Regions from separate parts of the Homo sapiens genome. Here region 2 is linked to region 1. A link is an interaction called in ENCODE POLR2A ChIA-PET data of the cell type or tissue named here. Cell type or tissue: Panc1. All regions are shown on one strand. Each heading gives the region's core, and the rest is flanking DNA. Links, peaks and the distances in the headings are about the cores only.

What was found. Peaks named below come from ENCODE experiments on the same cell type or tissue, not always from the same donor. Only the 100,000 strongest peaks of a DNase experiment are listed, where the experiment ranks them.
Region 2: POLR2A ChIA-PET joins it to region 1 with 10 read pairs; 1 of 35 experiments calls an interaction of 5 or more read pairs at or near these places.

Annotation. Positions count from the first base shown.
Region 1 is chr7:80,810,090-80,819,279 of GRCh38, forward strand. It overlaps SEMA3C (semaphorin 3C), which reads right to left. Exons shown (of 18, transcript NM_006379.5): 5 at 8,210-8,329; 6 at 522-612. Among named protein-coding and RNA genes, the nearest start is that of SEMA3C, 100 kb to the right of the region's middle. In Panc1, for the core only: no CTCF peak of the experiment used is centred there; no DNase peak of the experiment used is centred there; H3K27ac peaks cover 1,845 bases.
Region 2 is chr7:81,145,366-81,154,555 of GRCh38, forward strand. No RefSeq gene overlaps it. Among named protein-coding and RNA genes, the nearest start is that of SEMA3C, 230 kb to the left of the region's middle. In Panc1, for the core only: no CTCF peak of the experiment used is centred there; no DNase peak of the experiment used is centred there; H3K27ac peaks cover 2,626 bases.

The sequences.
Region 1 (9,190 bases), core at 2,853-6,852:
AACATTCTCACCACAAAAAAATACGTGGGCGAGGTAATGGATATGTCAATTGGCTTGACTGAATTCTTCCATTATGTATACATAGATCAAAACACCACATTGTATCCTATAAATATATACAATTATTATTTGTCAACTAAAAACAAATAAAAAATAATGAAAGGTAAAGAAAAAAATACTAAAACATGAGAAAAAGTGGGTGTAGTTAATACTACAAACAATTACAGAAAACACTGAAAACTACTTTATGATAATATATAAGTATACATATACACACTTATAAAAAATGCTTGGCCTACTCTGGGAATGACAAAACTGTCATAAGTTACATGCTTATTATTTAATCATAAATATTCTTACAAATGAGAAACTGAACTCTCTATTTCTCAGCTCACAACTTTCTTCATATTATTTTACTCACATACTATCATCCACACAACCATCAAGAATAGGTATACCATGTCAAGCTAATTTTCCATGTTATTTTATGTTTAATCCTCCCTCTTTCGTTGTCTACTTACTGATCATAACAGACACCGTGTTCACGTTGGGGTTGAAAGAGCAGCGTCCTTTTCCAGATTCACACTTGGAGTCAATCATGAAAACTTGGTCCTTTATTGTAGATAAAATTTAAAATGTGGCAATGATAACTTATTTAGTGAAGACAATTGTTCATTAGTAAAACAAAGCATCATTAAAATTAATATGCTTTCTAGTTGGTTGCTTATTATGCCTTCCAATTTACTACATTAAGATTTACTCAAACTATGAGAAGAATCGATCTGTAATTACAAGCTAACCTCAGCAGGGCTAGCCCTCTTTCTATTGCACTCCCCAGAGAGCTGATCCAAGAAGTCGTTCTCCTCAAATCAACATCAGCAAAAATCACTTGAAAACCAAGTATTATTATAAATCTCAACTAGATGCGTTGAACATCAGCCAAAAGAAGAAAACTGTCCACAGAGGAACAATCTATGTAAGGACTATACTATTTTCAAAATAATTAAGATTTTTTTAAAAATAGCATTTTATGTTACTGTTTAATTTTATCATATAAAGCATTGTACAAGATTCAACAAAATAATTCATAATTCATATTTAAAATGTGTCATTTACTCATGACTTTATTTAACAAAAATTCACTGAGCATCTGCCATGTACCAGAAACTGACTAAACACTGGGGATATTGCAAACAAAATACACTAAAATCTTTGTCCTCAAGTAATTTATAACCTAGTAAGAAAGGTAATAAATAATTAAAATATGGAAATATGGAATATGTTAGATAGTGCTTGCTACTGAGAAGGAAAGTTAAGCAGGAAAAGGGAAGAGAGAAGACTATAGATTGGGGGCAATAGATTCAATGGTTTTAGCCTCACCAAGAAGAAATATCTTGTCAGTATAAATATGTACCTTTTTCTTACATAAAGTTAGTACAAGCCCCCTACCAAAATTCAAAGTAAAAAAAAAATGACCATTTTAATAAGGTCAAATAAGATGATAAGGAATCTTAATTATCAAGCTAAGATTTTTGAAAGTTATCCTGAAAGAAATATGAAGTCAATAATATTTTTGAGTGTGGAAATGGAAAGATCAAAACCTTGCCCTAGAAAGTTGGACTTTATCTTGAGCTTTAAGGAGATTGGGAATGAAATGTATAAAAACAGGCACTGCATTCAGGAAAATTGGTTAGTTTCCTATTACAAGAGTCCAGAGATTAGGAGGTAATAATCTGACATGGCATGTTTTCAGTGGTCAAGGTAAGAGCAGCAGAGATGTAAGAAAATTTATATAGTCGCAATCAACAGAGGTGGGCATCAGTTATAATTCAGTGGTTCTAATTTCATTGTACTTGTTGTCCTTTTCACATTGCCTCCACATCCTGAAAGGATACATCTATTACATTCTCTGTACATGCCTCCAAACTACTGTTTTGTAAAAGGTAACCTAAAAAGGTAAATCCAAACAACTATATATTTGTGATAATCAATCACAACCAATTTCTAATTGATCATACTCAGGAAAACAAAGATGATTCTAAAGTTTTGACTCCTTGAAAAAATAAAGCTAATACATAGTTGTTTGAGTTTCTATACTACTGCAGGACCTCCCTAAACATAATAGAGAATAATAGAGCCTAAAAAGAATCACAGTCCTCCAGCCTAAAAAGGTTCTTTCTGAGCATCCTAAGATCTTCATCAATGAAGTCACTCTACAGGTGATGAAAAAATATGACTTGTCCAGAAGACCACGTAGTTAAAGGCTGATAATAGCACAATTTGAATTCAGTCTCCTGACTCCTAGTGAATCCGATTTCCAAAAGATCTTCATTCATGTAACCACTAAACTAAATCAATAATCATAAACCAGAAGAAAAACAAACAACAAAAAAAATAGTAAGCCTTGTTGCGGTTCTAGAGCTGGAGACTGATTTGACCAAATAAGTGAGAGTTCGTCTTGCAGGAATTGGTAAGGTTGTTTAGGTACCATTTGCTCTCAACTGACCTACTCCTACATTGCACAGCACTCTAGATCTAGATCACCCCCACCAGGAGCAGATGTGGTCTACCTAATAACTATCTCAAGCACCCTGAAATAATTCCTAAAACTTGTCTCCTGAGAAATCTTCTCTGTTTCTCCCCAGTTCGTTAGGCTTTTCTCTTTTTGACTTTGATTGCATGTTTTTGTTGTTGTTGTTGTTTGTTTGTCTTTTAAAGACAGGGTCTAGCTCTGTCACCTGGGCTGAAGTGCAGTGGTGCGATCTCGGCTTACGGCAACCTCCACATCCCAGGTTCAAGCGATTCTCATGCCTCAGGCTCTGGAGTGGCTAGGACTACAGGGAAGCACCACCACGCCTGGCTATTTTTTGTATTTTTTTTTTTTTTTTTTTTTTTTAATAGAGACGGGGCTTTCGCCATGTTCCCCGGGCTGGTCTAAAACCCCTGGGCTCAAGTGATCTGCCCGCCTTGGCCTCCCAAAGTGCTGGGATTACAGACATGAGCCACTGTGCCTGGCCAGATTCCATTTTTAATTTCAATAAATTTTTTAATTTCAATAAATTTTGACACAACATTCGATTCCTTGAATGTATGACTTTTTTCATTGCATCCACACCCTAAAGGAATACATCTATCTACATTCTCCATACTTGCCTCCAAACTACTAAACATTTTGTAGAAGGCAACCTAAAAAAGTAAATTCAATACATTACAGATTTGTGATCACCAACCACAAGTGGATCCCCTACAATGTACAGTGGCCTTTCAAAGATTCTCTTATCACAACTGGTTCTGTCATCAAAAATTTCAGGCCTTTGCCACTAAAGCCAAATCCTGATTTTTCTGATCCCCTAACTTATTCTCAACTCACATTATTGCTACTTTGCAGAGAAAGCAAAGCCCTTAAATGATATATCTTCAACTCCTCACTACTAAACACACAAATATCATATTTAGTAATGTAATATTATATTGATATATCCACTAATACATGAGACTAGTTCTCTTACTTTGAGGCCAATTCTTTGGATTTCATTGCTTTGGATTTCATCTTATCTCGTCTTTTTAGGCACCTTAGATTTCCATTATTCCTTGTGTTTCTTTGATACATACTTTCATCTTAATAATTGGAGGCTTTATGCCATTATTTAAACAACCCCTTCAGCTCCCATATACCATTCTCCTTATAAACCACACTTCTCAGGGAATTACGTACATCCTCACCACCATTTTCTGACTTGTCATTTTATTTTCAATCCACTTTAATTCAGCGTCTAACGTCAATTATTGCATTGAAACACTTATTGATAAGATCTTTAATGACAATTATGGTACAAAACTCAGTGCTTATTTTTTAGACCTCATTTTACTTGGATTCTCAATGGCGCTTGGAATAGTTGAAAACTTCTATGTTTTTACAATGACTTATTTTTATTTCCCAGAACCAACATAGTCTTTTTTTCCCCACCCCTCTTTCTCTGTTCCTTTTTTTTTTCTTTTTTCTTTTTTTTTTTATTTAAGACAGAGTCTCGCTCTGTCGCCCAGGCTGGAGTTCAGTGGCCACGATCTCAGCTCACTGGCGAGCTCCGCCTCCCGGGTTCACGCCATTCTCCTGCCAGCCTCCCAAGTAGCTGGGACTACAGGTACCTGCCACCACGCCCAGCTAATTTTTTGTATTTTTAGTAGAGATGGGATTTCACCATGTTAGCCAGGATGGTCTTGATCTCCTGACGTCATGATCTGCCCGCCTCGGCCTCCCTAAGTGCTGTGATTACAGGCGTGAGCCACCGCGCCCAGCCCTGCCTGTTCTTTTTAGGCTTGTTTGTAAGTTCATGTTCCTCTAATTGGCCATTAAAGTTAGGAGACCCTCAAGTCTCAACCACCGTCATTCTTTTCTTTTTACTCTAACTCCCTCTCTGCATAATTAAATCCACACTTTTCTTGGGCTCCAGTTACTCTTATAAAACAATGACTCACACGTGTATATACTCAGTCTTATATTTAACGGCCTACTTGATATCACTAATTGGATCTTTCCATGGGATCTCTCATTCAACAGACCAAACTCAGGCTTATAATCTTTACCCTATACATGGTCTCTTCATTCTCATCTCAGTTCATGGCAACTACACAATTAAAGAGGCTGAAAATAACAAACAAGAAAAGTGTCAGCATTTATATCATTTCCTTTTCCTTATCCAAATCCATCAACATCATCTATACTATTTTATACTTCATACCATTTTATACTCTCTGTCACCATTGCTATCACCTGAGTACAACGATCTCTTTTGTGGTCTTCTATGTCAACTCTCAAACTAATCTCCTACAACTTTTCCACCCCCCACGCACCGTGCCACAAATCATCTGTTACCTAACACATAAGTGACAACACAATTCTGTTCCTGCCATTTTCTGCTGAAGATTGTTCCAATTTACTTCTCTGTTGACATATAAGTAGCCTTTAAAGCTTTTAAGGTCTTTAAAGCTTTAAAGTAGCTTCAACATGATTTTGATTCTGCTTTTATTCTCATTAAATGAATATTTCTGGATTGAACAATGAGAGAAAATAATAGAGAGTAGGTGGTGAAAAATTAAAAAGTAGGCATAGCAAAGTGTCCTATGGTCACAGACGTCAATAAAGGCAATGAAAAATACAGAGCATGAATGGTGGAATTTAATGTCACAGATCGTTCTAGGAGAAGGGATACAAAATGAGGGAGTCAATTTGGTCACTGAGGAATCTGCCATTAATTAAACAGTTTTAGTTAATGTGTAGGAGTGAAATATTAGAAAGGATGAATAAAGGCATAGAGATTAGGAGCACAAAAGCTGGAAATTCAGCCTCCTACTCTGAGAAGCTTAGTAATGAAGTAAAAGAGAAAGGAGAAAATTAGAAAAAAGAAGTCACAGAACCAAAAAAAGGATTTTAAGGGAAAGAAACCCAATCCTTTCTTTAAATGGGCAAAAAAAAAAAAAAAAAAAGTAAATGTAGAGGAAAGGGAATGAAGATATAAAACAGAGTGATGAAGGTTATTTATCAAAGAACTTAATACAGAAAATGTATAATTTTTCTTCTGAAACAGAAAAAATCCTACAAAAAGATACTGAAACAGACTAGATTGGTGGCAAATTTCATTCAAAAAGCATAGGGGATAATTTTGATACCTATGACACTCTTGGTCACCTGTGATATTCTTGGTCAGTCTAAGGTAAAGTTATCTGCTTGATAAGGGTCAGGGTCAGGGGAGCTTAATTGGTATCTGGGTGTTGAAACAGATGTTATGAAAACATCTGATGAAATCAAAGATAAGATGTGGTAATATTCCAAGAATTTGTTGCAAAATTAACCAATCACCATTTTTGTTGATGTTTTATTCATTCATTTAAAGTCATGATTCACTTGTATTGCTTTATCTTTTTCCAGGAACAGAAGACAAGGAGTAAAGATAGTAGACACAGGAGAAGAACCGTGGTTAGGTCTTCATGTAGCAAGGATTCCAGGCTCTTTAGGTGAGTGAGTACTGTTGAAATCTCAGAAAGCTCTGAATCAGTCTCGCAAATAATAGAAGAGAAATGGGGTATAACAAAAGCATGTGATGCTCCAAACACGAAGTAGGCTCATCAAATATTCCCCTAGAACCAATGAATATCTATGAACACAGACCAATGAAGGATGGTAGGTAATGTCCCAGATATAAAACTGAATAATTAAAGTAACTCTGCCAACCTAACTTGGTTCACCTTCTATTCAAAATTAGGTTTGAATAGATGAAAAATGTCATCTCTTAATAATAATACAAGAGGGTCAGCAGTAAGTATCACCCATGGTCATTACAAAATACAATCTTAGTGATAGAGAAGAATTCTCTCAAAATAAAACTTTCTGCATCACGTGGTCATTTTATGCTAGGAGATCTTTTATCCTAAACTAAAAGAAAACAAATCCATTGTAAGATTGATTAAACTGTGTAGTTCTATATTTACAATATGGCTTTTATACTACAAATATATAAAAGTGATGTTATGGTGAAACTCTCCGACTAGAGTGAACTATCAAGGACTACATTTTATAAAGCTTAAAAATCATAACCCTGTTCATACCTAAATTGGCTCTTAAGATGTTCACGTATTATTTCAGAGATTCATTAATGAAACTGCTTCTCCTTTGAAACGTATCTTTTGAAGTGAGACTAAAGTAGTTCATATTTAGCAAAGTGATTAAAATGTATTCCATGCTGGTTTTCCAAAGGAGATTATTTTTTTGGACAGAATTTCCAATTAAGCTTTGAAGTGCATAGTGGGCAATTCGTACATGGGAAAATAATTTTATTTGAAATCTGTGCTCTGAAAATGGCTATGCTATTGTTGGCCTGTACAGTGACTGCACAGACTTCAGGGAAGTGTCTGACAGATTGCAGACGTCTAAGGCAGTAGTTTACTTAATCAATTGATCACAGGCATGTGGTTTTAATGACAAGCTCAATGCAGCCAACTGTATTCTTCCAAAAAGCATAACTTTACTTTTCCTGTAAGAATTGTAATATTTCATAGCATCTTGAACCACATTAAAAAATGTCTCATTTTGGGGTCAAATTATAATTAGTTATTTTTAAATGACTTTTTATTCATTAAAAGATACTTATGTATAAATTACATGTCTGAAAAACAACTTAAAAAAACATTGTTCAGTCATATTAGAACTAAAATAGATTAATCCTTGTTAAAGGAAAATAAGCTTTAGATCAGTAGACATATTTATTTTTTTCAAAATTCTAATCTCTAAAATCAAATTAAAATATTATTTAAAAACTGGACTTTCTATATTTAAGTTGCATAATAAAACCAAACCAAGTTTGAAAATTCAGTTTTTAAAATAATTATGTTAAGTAAAACAACATGTTTGACTAAAAGAATGAGTAGTAACTCTCTTGGTGTAATGTACTTTCCTTAGTCAACAGCTGTGGACTGGGATAACAAAGACAGGCTTAAGTAGCACAGGTGAAGTTCAACCAGCCTCATATTTGACTATACATTAGCTATATATTTGACTAGTGTTTAGCAAACATCATACCATAATGCCGCATATCACCTTAACTAATTTAAGAATAAGGCTGGAATAGCCTAATGTAGGATGATGTTGGTCTAAGATAAAAGTATGATTTGTTAATTACATCAAGTTCTTTTCAGCAGACACTTGGCATCCCACTTTATACATCTTTTACAGATATATATTTATAAAATTTTATTGAATTTGAAAGACAAGAAATTACACTAGATTTGAGAAGGTTAAGTTTATGCTACAATATTTCTATAATTTGGAGCAAATATTATTACTGTATTACATTCAAGTAATCTTGAAATTATAACATTTTTCTTTCATCTTTTACAGCTTTACAAATAAAATAGATATACTAAAAATATATACATATACACTAAAACTATATAGTTGCCTCCAACTAAAAGTATACACACACACACACACACACACATATAATACACATAAAAATATATATACTTTTTTAGCTGAAGGCAAAAGGTGATACTTCAAGTAACTTGGCAGACAGGAAAAAATGTAATATAGTTTGTATTTAAAGGGCATGAAAATATTTTATGAATATTGATATGTCCAAGTTTTTACTCTAAAATACAGTTTCAAAAATCCTTGACACTAATATCAAAACTAAGAATGTTAAATAGTTATACTTACCTCTGATCTCCTCCCTCTGTTCAAGTAAGTACAGACAGGACTGAAAGCGCCACTCCCACAGACATACAAATGTGTGCGATTGAAAGTCTGAATTACACGGACAAAGTTCCCACAGCCGTGCTAAAAGAATCAGTAAATAAGCAGTTAGTAACTCAATGACTTTCATTGTTATTTCAGTTAGCTATGTTAACCTGAGATCTTGTATGATAAGTAACAATGAGGTGACATAAACTTTTGATGTATTAGTCCAGGGGCGTCCAATCTTTTGGCTTCCCTAGGCCACACTGGAAGAAGAATTGTCTTGGGCCACACATAAAATACGCTAACACTAACAATAGCTGATGAGCTAAAAAAATAAAAATAAAAATAAAAATCCCCCCAAAAATCTCATGTTTTTAAAAAGTTTACGAATTTGTGCTGGGCCACATTCAAAGCTGTCCTGGGTTGCATGAGGCCCTTGGGCCACAGGTTGGACAAGTTTGTATTAGGCCATATCTTTGGGGAACTATTAGTATATTTGCACCTCTTAAAGGTAATTTGAGAGTACTTATCTAACTTGTAGAAGTAACAAATCAAATATTAAGAAAAACAGTGGCTCAGGAATAGTCAAAACATTATTACAGAAACAGTCAGTCAACAAACATTTACTGATTACCTACTATTTGCCAGGGTATAGTCAAATTCTCTGGGCATCCTTACTGAGAAAAACACAAAAATCTCTACCCTTGTAGAATGCAATTGAACAGAGTTGTCATACATGCCCTGCTTTTTCTATTTCTGTTTTAATCTGGACTAATTCTAATACTTCATTTGAAAATGCTCTCAAATTTATACATATCAATGCAAATATTATTTGGCAATACTTTGCTATACATTTTCCTTTCTGCTCCATTTTTTTATTGTTAAAAGACGTGTTTCCAGAAATATTAAAACAACATGGCTTATTCCACTGATTTATTTCAAGAGAAATATAATCCACCG
Region 2 (9,190 bases), core at 3,172-7,171, 340 kb after region 1:
AAATTCTCCCAGCAAAGAAAAGCCAAGGAACTGATGGCTTCTCTGCTAAATTTTATCAAACATTTAAAGAAGAACTACCGATCCTACTCAAACTATCCTGAAAAATAGAGAAAAAAGGAATACTATCAAACCCATTCTACGAGGCCAGTATTACCCTGCTATCAAAACCAAAGACACATCAAAAAAAGAAAACTGTAGGCCAATATCCCTGATAAATATGGATGCAAAAATCCTTAACAAAATACTAGCACATCAATTCAACAACACATTCAAATAATCATTCATTATGACCCGTGGGATTTATTTTAGGGATACAAGGATAGTTTAACATATGCAAATCAATCAATGTAATACATCATATTGACAGAATGAAGGATAAAAACCATATTATCATTTCAATTGATGCCAAAAAAGCATTTGATAAAATCTAACCTACCTTCATGATAAAAACTCTAAAATAAACTGGGTATAGAAGGAACATATGGCATCTATCAACCCGTCATCTAGGTTTTAGGCCCTGCATGCATTAGGTATTTTTCCTAATGCTCTCCCTTTTTCTCCACCCACTGACAGGCCCTGGTGTATGACATTCCCCTCCCTGTTGCCATGTGTTCTCTTTGTTCAACTCCTACTTATGAGTGAGAACATGTGGTGTTGGGTTTCCTGTTCCTGTGTTAGTTTGCTGAGGATGATGGTTTCCAGCTTTATCCAGGTTCCTGCAAAGGACATGAACTCATTCTTTTTTATGGCTACATAGTATTCCATGGTGTATATATGCAACATTTTCCTTATCCAGTCTATCATTGATGGGCATTTGGGTTGGTTCCAAGTATTTGCTATTGTAAATAGTGCTGCAATAAACATACTTGTGCATGTGTCTTTATAGCAGAAAGATTTATAATCCTTTGGATATATACCCAGTAATGGGATTGCTGGGTAAAATGGTTTTTCTGGTTGTAGATCCTTGAGGATTCACCACCTCGTCTTTCACAATGGTTGACCAATTTACACTCCCACCAGCAGTGTAAAAATGTTCCTATTTCTCCACATCCTTGCCAGCATCTGTTGTTTCCTGACTTTTTAATGATCTCCATTCTAATTGGTGTGAGATGGTATCCCATTGTGGTTTTGGTTTACATTTCTTACATGACCAGTGACGAGCTTTTTTTCATGTTTGTTGGCTGCATAAATGTCTTCTTTTGAGAAGTGTCTGTTCATATACTTTGCCCACTTTTTGATGGGGTTGTTTGCTTTTTTCTTGTAAATTTGTTTAAGTTACTTGTAGATTCTGAATATTAGACCTTTGTCAGATGGATAGATTGAAAAAGTTTTCTCCCATTCTGTAGATTGCATATTCACTCTATGATAGTTTCTTACACTGAGCAGAAGCTCTTTAGTTTAATTAGATCCCATTTGTCAATTTTGGCTTTTGTTGCAATTGCTTTTGGTGTTTTAATCATGAAGTCTTCTGCACATTCAGCACATGTATCCCAGAACTTAAAGAAAAATTAAAAAAAAGAAAAATAACAACAACTCACCAATAAAAAACTAAAAAAAAAAAAAAACAAAGACACATGCACATGTATGTTTATTGCAGCATTATTCACAATAGCAAAGACTTGGAACCAACCCCAATGTCCAACAATGTTAGACTGGATTAAGAAAATGTGGCACATATACACCATGGAATACTATGCAGCCATAAAAAATGATGAGTTCATGTCCTTTGTAGGGACATGGATGAAATTGGAAATCATCATTCTCAGTAAACTATCGCAAGAACAAAAAACCAAACACCGCATATTCTCACTCATAGGTGGTAATTGAACAATGAGAACACATGGACACAGGAAGGGGAACATCACACTCTGGGGACTGTTGTGGGGTGGGGGGAAAGGGGAGGGATAGCATTGGGAGATATACCTAATGCTAGATGACGAGTTAGTGGGTGCAGCACACCAGCATGGCACATGTATACATATGTAAATAACCTGCACATTGTGCACATGTACCCTAAAACTTAAAGTATAATATTAATAAATAAATTTAAAAAAATTACGAAGAAAGTCAGGATATCAATTACTTGTGGAGGAAGAGTGGAAGAGAGAGAAGGGTTATGGCTGGGATGGACCAAATAGAGAGATATGAGGTGATTATCAAAGTTTTATTTCTTGGCTAGCATGATGGTAAGGACGTTGACCTCATGATAATTAATAAAGTTTCTTTTGTGAAAAGAAAAGAAGGAACATACCTCCAGACAATAAAAGTCATATATGACAAATCCACAGGTAAAATCATATGCATGAGGAAAATCTGAAAGTCTTTCCTCTAAGATCTGGAATAAGCCAAGGATGCCCACCTTCATCATTGTTGCTCACCATATTACTGGAAGACCTAATTAGAGCAGTAAGAAAAGAGGAAGAAATAGAGGGCATCAAATTGGAAAGGAAGAAGTCAAATTATTCTTGTTTGGAGATGATATGATCTTATATTTGGAAAAACCTAAAGACTTCAACAAAAAAATATTCGAACTGATAAGCAAATTCAGTAAAGTTGCTGCATACAAAATCAACATACAAAAATCAGTAGCATTTCTATATGCCAACAGTGAACAATCTGAAAAAGAAATCAAGAAAGTTATCCCATTTAAAATAGCTACAAATAAAATTAAATACTTAGGGATCAACTTAACCAAAGAAAGGAAAGATCTTTACAATGAAAACTATGAAATACTGACACAAGAAATTGAAGGGGACTCAAAAAAATGGAAAGATATTTCATAGTCATTGGAAGAATCAATATTGTTAAAATATACATATGTAACCAAATCAATCTACAGATTCATTGCAATCCCTATTAAAATACCAATGACATTCTTCATAGAAGAAGAAAAAAAATCCTAAAATTTATACAGAACCACAACAGACCTAGAATAACCAAAGTTATTCTAAGCAAAAAAGACAAAACTGGAGGAATCACATTACCTGACTACAAATTATCCTGCAGAGCTATAGTAATGCAAACAGCATAGTACTGGCATAGAAACAGACAGACAGACCAAAGGAACAGAATAGAGAACCCAGAAATAAATCCATATGTCTACAATGAACTCATTTTTGACAAAGGTAGCAAGAATATACATTGAGAAAAAGATGGTCTCTTCAGTTAATGGTGCTGGGAAAACTAGATATGTCTATGTAGAAGAATGAAATGGGACACGTCTCTTTCACCATATATAAAATCAAACCAAAATGGATTAAAGATTTAAATTTAAGACCTCAAACTATGAAATTACTAAAAGAAAACATTGGCAAAAACTCTCCAGGACATTGCAGAGTTTCTTTTCTTGAGAACTACCCATAAGTACAGACAACCAAAGCAAAAATGGATAAATAGGATTACATCAAGTTAAAAAGCTTCTGCATATCAAAGAACACAATCAACAAAGTGAAGACACAACCCACAGAATGAGAGAAAATATTGGCAAACTGTGCATCTGACAAGGAATTAACAACCAGAATCTATAAGGAGCTCAAACAACTTAATAGGAAAATAAAATCTAATAATCTGATTTAAAATGGGCAGAAGACTTGAATATCTCAAAAGAAGACATACAAATGGCAAACCAATATATAAAAGAGTTCTCAGCATCACTAATCAGCAGAGGAATGCAAATCTGAACTACAATGAGATATCATCTTACCCCAGTTAAAACGGCTTTCATGCAAAAGACAGGCAATAGCAAATGCTGGCAAAGATGTGGAGAAAATGAACCCTTCATGCACTGTTGATGGAAATGTAAATTAGTACAACCACCATGGAGAACATTTTGTAGGTTCCTCCAAAAAACTAAAAATAGAACTACCATATGATCCAGGAATTCTCTTGCTAGGTTTATATCCAAAAAAAAGGGAAATCAGTATATTGAAGAGATATCTGCCCTCTTATGTTTATTGCAGCACTCTTCACAATAGCCAAGATTTGGAAAAAGCCTAAGTGTCCATTAATAGATGAATGGATAAAGAAAATGTAGTGCATATACACGAATGAAATACTATTCTGCCATAAAAAAGAATGAGATTCTGTCATTTGCAATATCATGGTTGGAACTTCAGGCCATTATGTTAAGTGAAATAAGTCAGGCACAGAAAGACAAATGTTGCATGTTCTCACTTATTTGTGGGAGGCAAAAAACAAACAAACAAACAAACAATGAACTCAAGGGGATAGAGAGTAGAACAATGGTTACCAGAGGCTGGGAAGTGTAGTTGGAGGGGGAATGGTTAATGGGTACAAAAATATAGTTAGATAAAATGAATAAGACCTGATATTTGATAACACAATAGGGTGACTATGGTCAACGATAATTTATCATACATTTAAAAATAACTATAAGAGTATGATTGGATTGTTTGTAACACAAAGAAAAAATAAATGCTTGAGATGATGCATACCCCATTTACCCTGATGTGATTATTATACATTGTATGCCTGTATCAATATATCTCATGTAGCCCATAAATGTATATATACCTACTGTGTACCTAGAAATATGTAAAAAAGAATTCTAGTGTATGGGGGGCAAAGTATCTTATGTACTTTATGTAAGTACTCCCTTTCCAATCAATCTCCTCTAGATATCAATCTTACCTCTAGCTATTTTATACATTAAAATACAGCAAACACACAGATACATGTATACATGCTCAGAGCTGGTTCCATTTCATTGTTCATGTTGTTATTCATAAACAATGAATGCTTTATAACAGTTATTTGGGGGGAGAAAGGGCTTTATAAACAACACACATTCTACTCTTAAAATACTGGTATATTTCTTTGCTTTCCATTCTCCAGTTACCACAATCATGAGCCAAGGTATATGTCACATTGCAGTTTTGATACAGCTACTTTTATGCAACACAAAAAAAGTTAAATGTCAAACTGTTAAAATTACTAAGTAGTATATGAGGTAGATTTCTTCAGTCATTTCCTTAATCATACACTGTCTCTGATCCTAAGTGATCATGACTATTTCTTGGGATCACAGATATGTTGAGGCTCAGGTGATCTGGGTTAGAAGCCAGGGATAAGAGATGCCAGAATGAAGGTCAATGCAATGAAATGAGCTAATACCATGGATGTCCATTCATATATTTGACATTATTGCATAATAAAAAATCAATGATTTTGTATTGATCCATATTAATCAGACCATAACAACTGATCAAATAGGCTTCAACAAAAAGTCTTATTTTATTTAGTTGCTACTAATGAGAATAATTATGTTCCTTAGGTGTATTGGGTTAGAAAAAAAAAGATTTCTCTGTTAAAATATTAGACTAATTTAGACTATATAAAACTTTGGATATGTTTTAAAATGTATCGTGATTACAAATGAGGATTAGAATCATGTTATCATGAGGATTACTAATGCAATTAAGCAAAGGTTATTTGTTTCAATGAAGAGAAATCACATGTGGTTAGTTAAGCAGAAAAAGGCATTATTGAAGAAATATCTGGTACCTTCCCAAATCAGCAGGAAGTCAATAGAGCTGGGCTGCAGAAAAATAATAGGGTATAAAGGAGGCCAGGCAGCCAAGAGCCCAGCCACCATCTCATCGTGTGCTCAGGCTGGTTAGAAAATTGTCCCTGGTGCCAGGAACACTGGATGTGCCCTGCTGAGCTGTTTGAATTCAATACAACTGCCAATGTGGTCAGTGGACTCTAGCTATTTGTGTTGCCACCACAATGTTCCAAAGGATTTGTAAACTATCAGACAGCACAGAAGCACAGGCTTGGGCAGGGGAATCTGACTGGCAGAGCAGAGGTCCCAAGCCCAAGCTGAGTCACATGCCTGCATCTGAGCTACCAAGGGCTTCTGATCCTTTCTGTTTCAGAGAAAGAGTCTTCACCAGGCCTCAAAAAGGGTCAGACTGCTCAGTCATAGGAAGAGCATTTTGATGCTCATCAGCCAAAAAGTAAAGAATAGCCATCTCACTGTTTCTCTCTTGTTGGTTTTGATTTCTTCCTCTCTACATATTTTTAACTTAAATGGTTAAACTCTTCTGAACAGCTAGCTAGACTCCTTCCTGAGTTTCTTAGGCATTGACAATGCTCTGTACTACTAATAATTTTGTTTTCCATAACTGTTCTTACTAAACATTTCAATGTTTCATTTCTGTATCTTATTTAGGTTTGGCTCATGATCAATAATGAAGAGTTGAATTGCACCAAGGTAATGCCTTCGTTATAAGATAATCTTAACAGCTGGATTTAGCTAAAAGTGTGAGGTTATGCAGATGGAAAAACTGATCTAGGATCCAATTATTAGGTAGCCTGCTTTTTATTAGTTATTAGGTATGATATTTAGTTGTTCCTAGTGAATCTTGACAAAGAATGTACTGTTGGAACACAAACAGCAGAAAATTGCCATTTGTTCTAAGACCTTGTTTGCTCTCTCCACAGTATTAGCACTAGCGTATCAGTGAATGTAACTCATCCTTGTTAGCTTCCTTGATCTTTTTCTTAGACAATTGTCTCTTCGTGCCTAAATGCATTTGTTCAGCTTTTAGTACAGGCATGCAAGACATATGCCCTTAAGCACACACACACACACACACACACACACACACACACACACAGGCACACATGCAAACACACACTAAGCTACTGTTTCTGCTCCCCATCTGTTGGTTACAAACGGAACTATATGCAGGGAAATTATAAACAGCAATAGAGCTGAACTCACCTCTTCATGAAAAACAGAGAAAAATTATATGGATTTGTCTATTCAAATAGTATGCGTTATGTCTATAAATGTTAACCCTTAAAATAAAGTTTTTATGTCTCCTATGTGGCATATAAATCAAGGTAATTACATTTATTATACAAACACCCTGAATCATTATCTTAAGAGCTAAAAGCATTTTGAATTACTGAGATAAAAGCAACTCAGATCATAGGACCAGGTCTTTGCTGTATCAATCTTATTTCTATCCAAATAGACTCATTTATCTCTCTTTGTTGATTAAGACACCCATTAGTAGAAAAGCATATCTATTGACTATATAAAAGAAGTTGGATTTATGAAGCTTTGGTAATTAGCAGTCAAGAGAATTAAAAATTAATGTTCATGCAAAAAAATTGGAAAGGGAAAGGAGAGAAGAGGAGGGTAGTGTAAGCAAATTAAGTCACTTTAAATTCATTGAAGAGTCTTATCTAATACAGGTTAAATTTAATAAATCATAATATCATAAGAAAAGCCTATCATTTAGAACTATACTGTTTATCTGAAGAATTGTGAATGGAAAAGTTCAAATATACTTACCCCTTAACCCTGAAGTTTTGGATTGATGTTTTATATACATGCAGAGAGAGAGAGAAGAGGAAGCAGACATATAAATGGTGATTAATTTTTATTTTTTAACTTTGAGATTTTATTGTTTTGTCTACATGTGTATATATTTATATGAAATGAAAATATGCTAAATGAAAATATGCTAGACAAAAACCCACAATAAAAAAGAAAAGCCAATCTTGAGGAAATAATTTTAATGAACAAAAATATTCACGGATAACAAACTGCATGCATCAAACTTTGGATTGGAATAGAAGAAAATGAGAACAAAACAAGGGGAGTACAATAATGGGTTTAACTAAGGAAATGATGGTATGATTATATGATTTACTTCTTTGTCATTATGAAAAATGAAGTATTTTATTTTATTTTATTTATTTATTTATTTATTTATTTATTTATTTATTTATTTATTTATTTTTGAGATGGAGTTTCACTCTTGTTGCCCAGGCTGGAGTGCAATGGCGCCACCTCGGCTCACTGCAACCTCTGCCTCCTGAGTTCAAATGATTCTCCGGCCTCAGCCTTACGAGTAGCTGGGATTACAGGTGCCCGCCACCGCGCCCGGCTAAATTTTGTATTTTTAATAGAGTAAAATAATTTTGTATTTTAATAGAGACAGGGTTTCACGATGTTGGCCAGTCTGGTCTCAAATTCCTGACCTCAGGTGATGCACCTGACTTGGTGCTGGGATTACACATGTGAGCCACTGTGCCCGGCTGAAAAATGAAGTTTTAAATGTAAGTTTTATTGACTGCATGCCAGTTAGACCTAGGATTGGACAGCACCACAGAAAATTCCCAAAATAAGTGATTTAACTAAAGAAGTTTAATTTCCTCAGCCATAAAAGAAGTCTGGGGGGGTGCATAGGCCAGGACTAGTATGGAGCTCAGTTTCCTCTCTTCCTACTGTCATTCTGAAAATATGAATGCATCCTCAAAACGTTGGCTGGTGGTCTATCGTTTTAAGAATTTTTTATAGGAAGCAGCCTTGCAAGGTAGAAACAGCATTTCTGTCCTACACAAAGGGTGTGCAGGTTCACTGACCATTATAAAAGTTTTAGGCTCTGTAAGTGTCTCATCCTCTTCTGGCCCTGTGGGAATTGGCACTCAGAAAACTGGGACAAGAAAACCACCTTTCTGTGGAAGGGTTTCTTTTTTGCTTTCAAGTAGTGCAAAATTTTAGAAACTTTGCAGTTCTTTACAGTCCAATACAACATTTCTGCTAACATCATTTTGTCCAGAATTTAGATAAATAAGCACATGGCCCAAGGGAGGCTGCAAATGTTATCTTTTGATTGAGCACTAAAATTAGAGCATTGTTACTGGGAGGAAGGAAAAATGGACTTCAGGGTAGGGCACAAGACGTCACCGCCATAGACTGAAAAATTTGTTCAAAATTTAGTGTTATGTGAAAAAAAAATATTTGAATAAGTAAACAGAAATAGGCCACAGATTTTTAAATGTATAGTAAGTGTTTACTGAGGTTATCTCTGGGTAATGAAGGTGCATTAATTTTCTAGGTGATGCTGTAGCGAGGTACCACAACCTAGGTGGCTTAAATAAGTGGAATTGGTTGTGGTATAGCTCTGGAGACTAGATCAAGTTGTCGGCACCACTGGCTCCTTCTGAGAACTGTGAGGGAAAAATCTGTTCCAGGCTTCTTCTTTTGACTTTTAGATGGCCATCTTCTTCCTGTGTCTTGTGAAAGGAAAATAAATCTCAGGACCCCAAAATCACCAAGCCGAAGGGAAAAGTCAAGCTGGAAACTGCCTCACACAAACCTACCTCCCATTTTGTTCCTAAATAAGATAGCTACGAAAAAGAAAAGGCC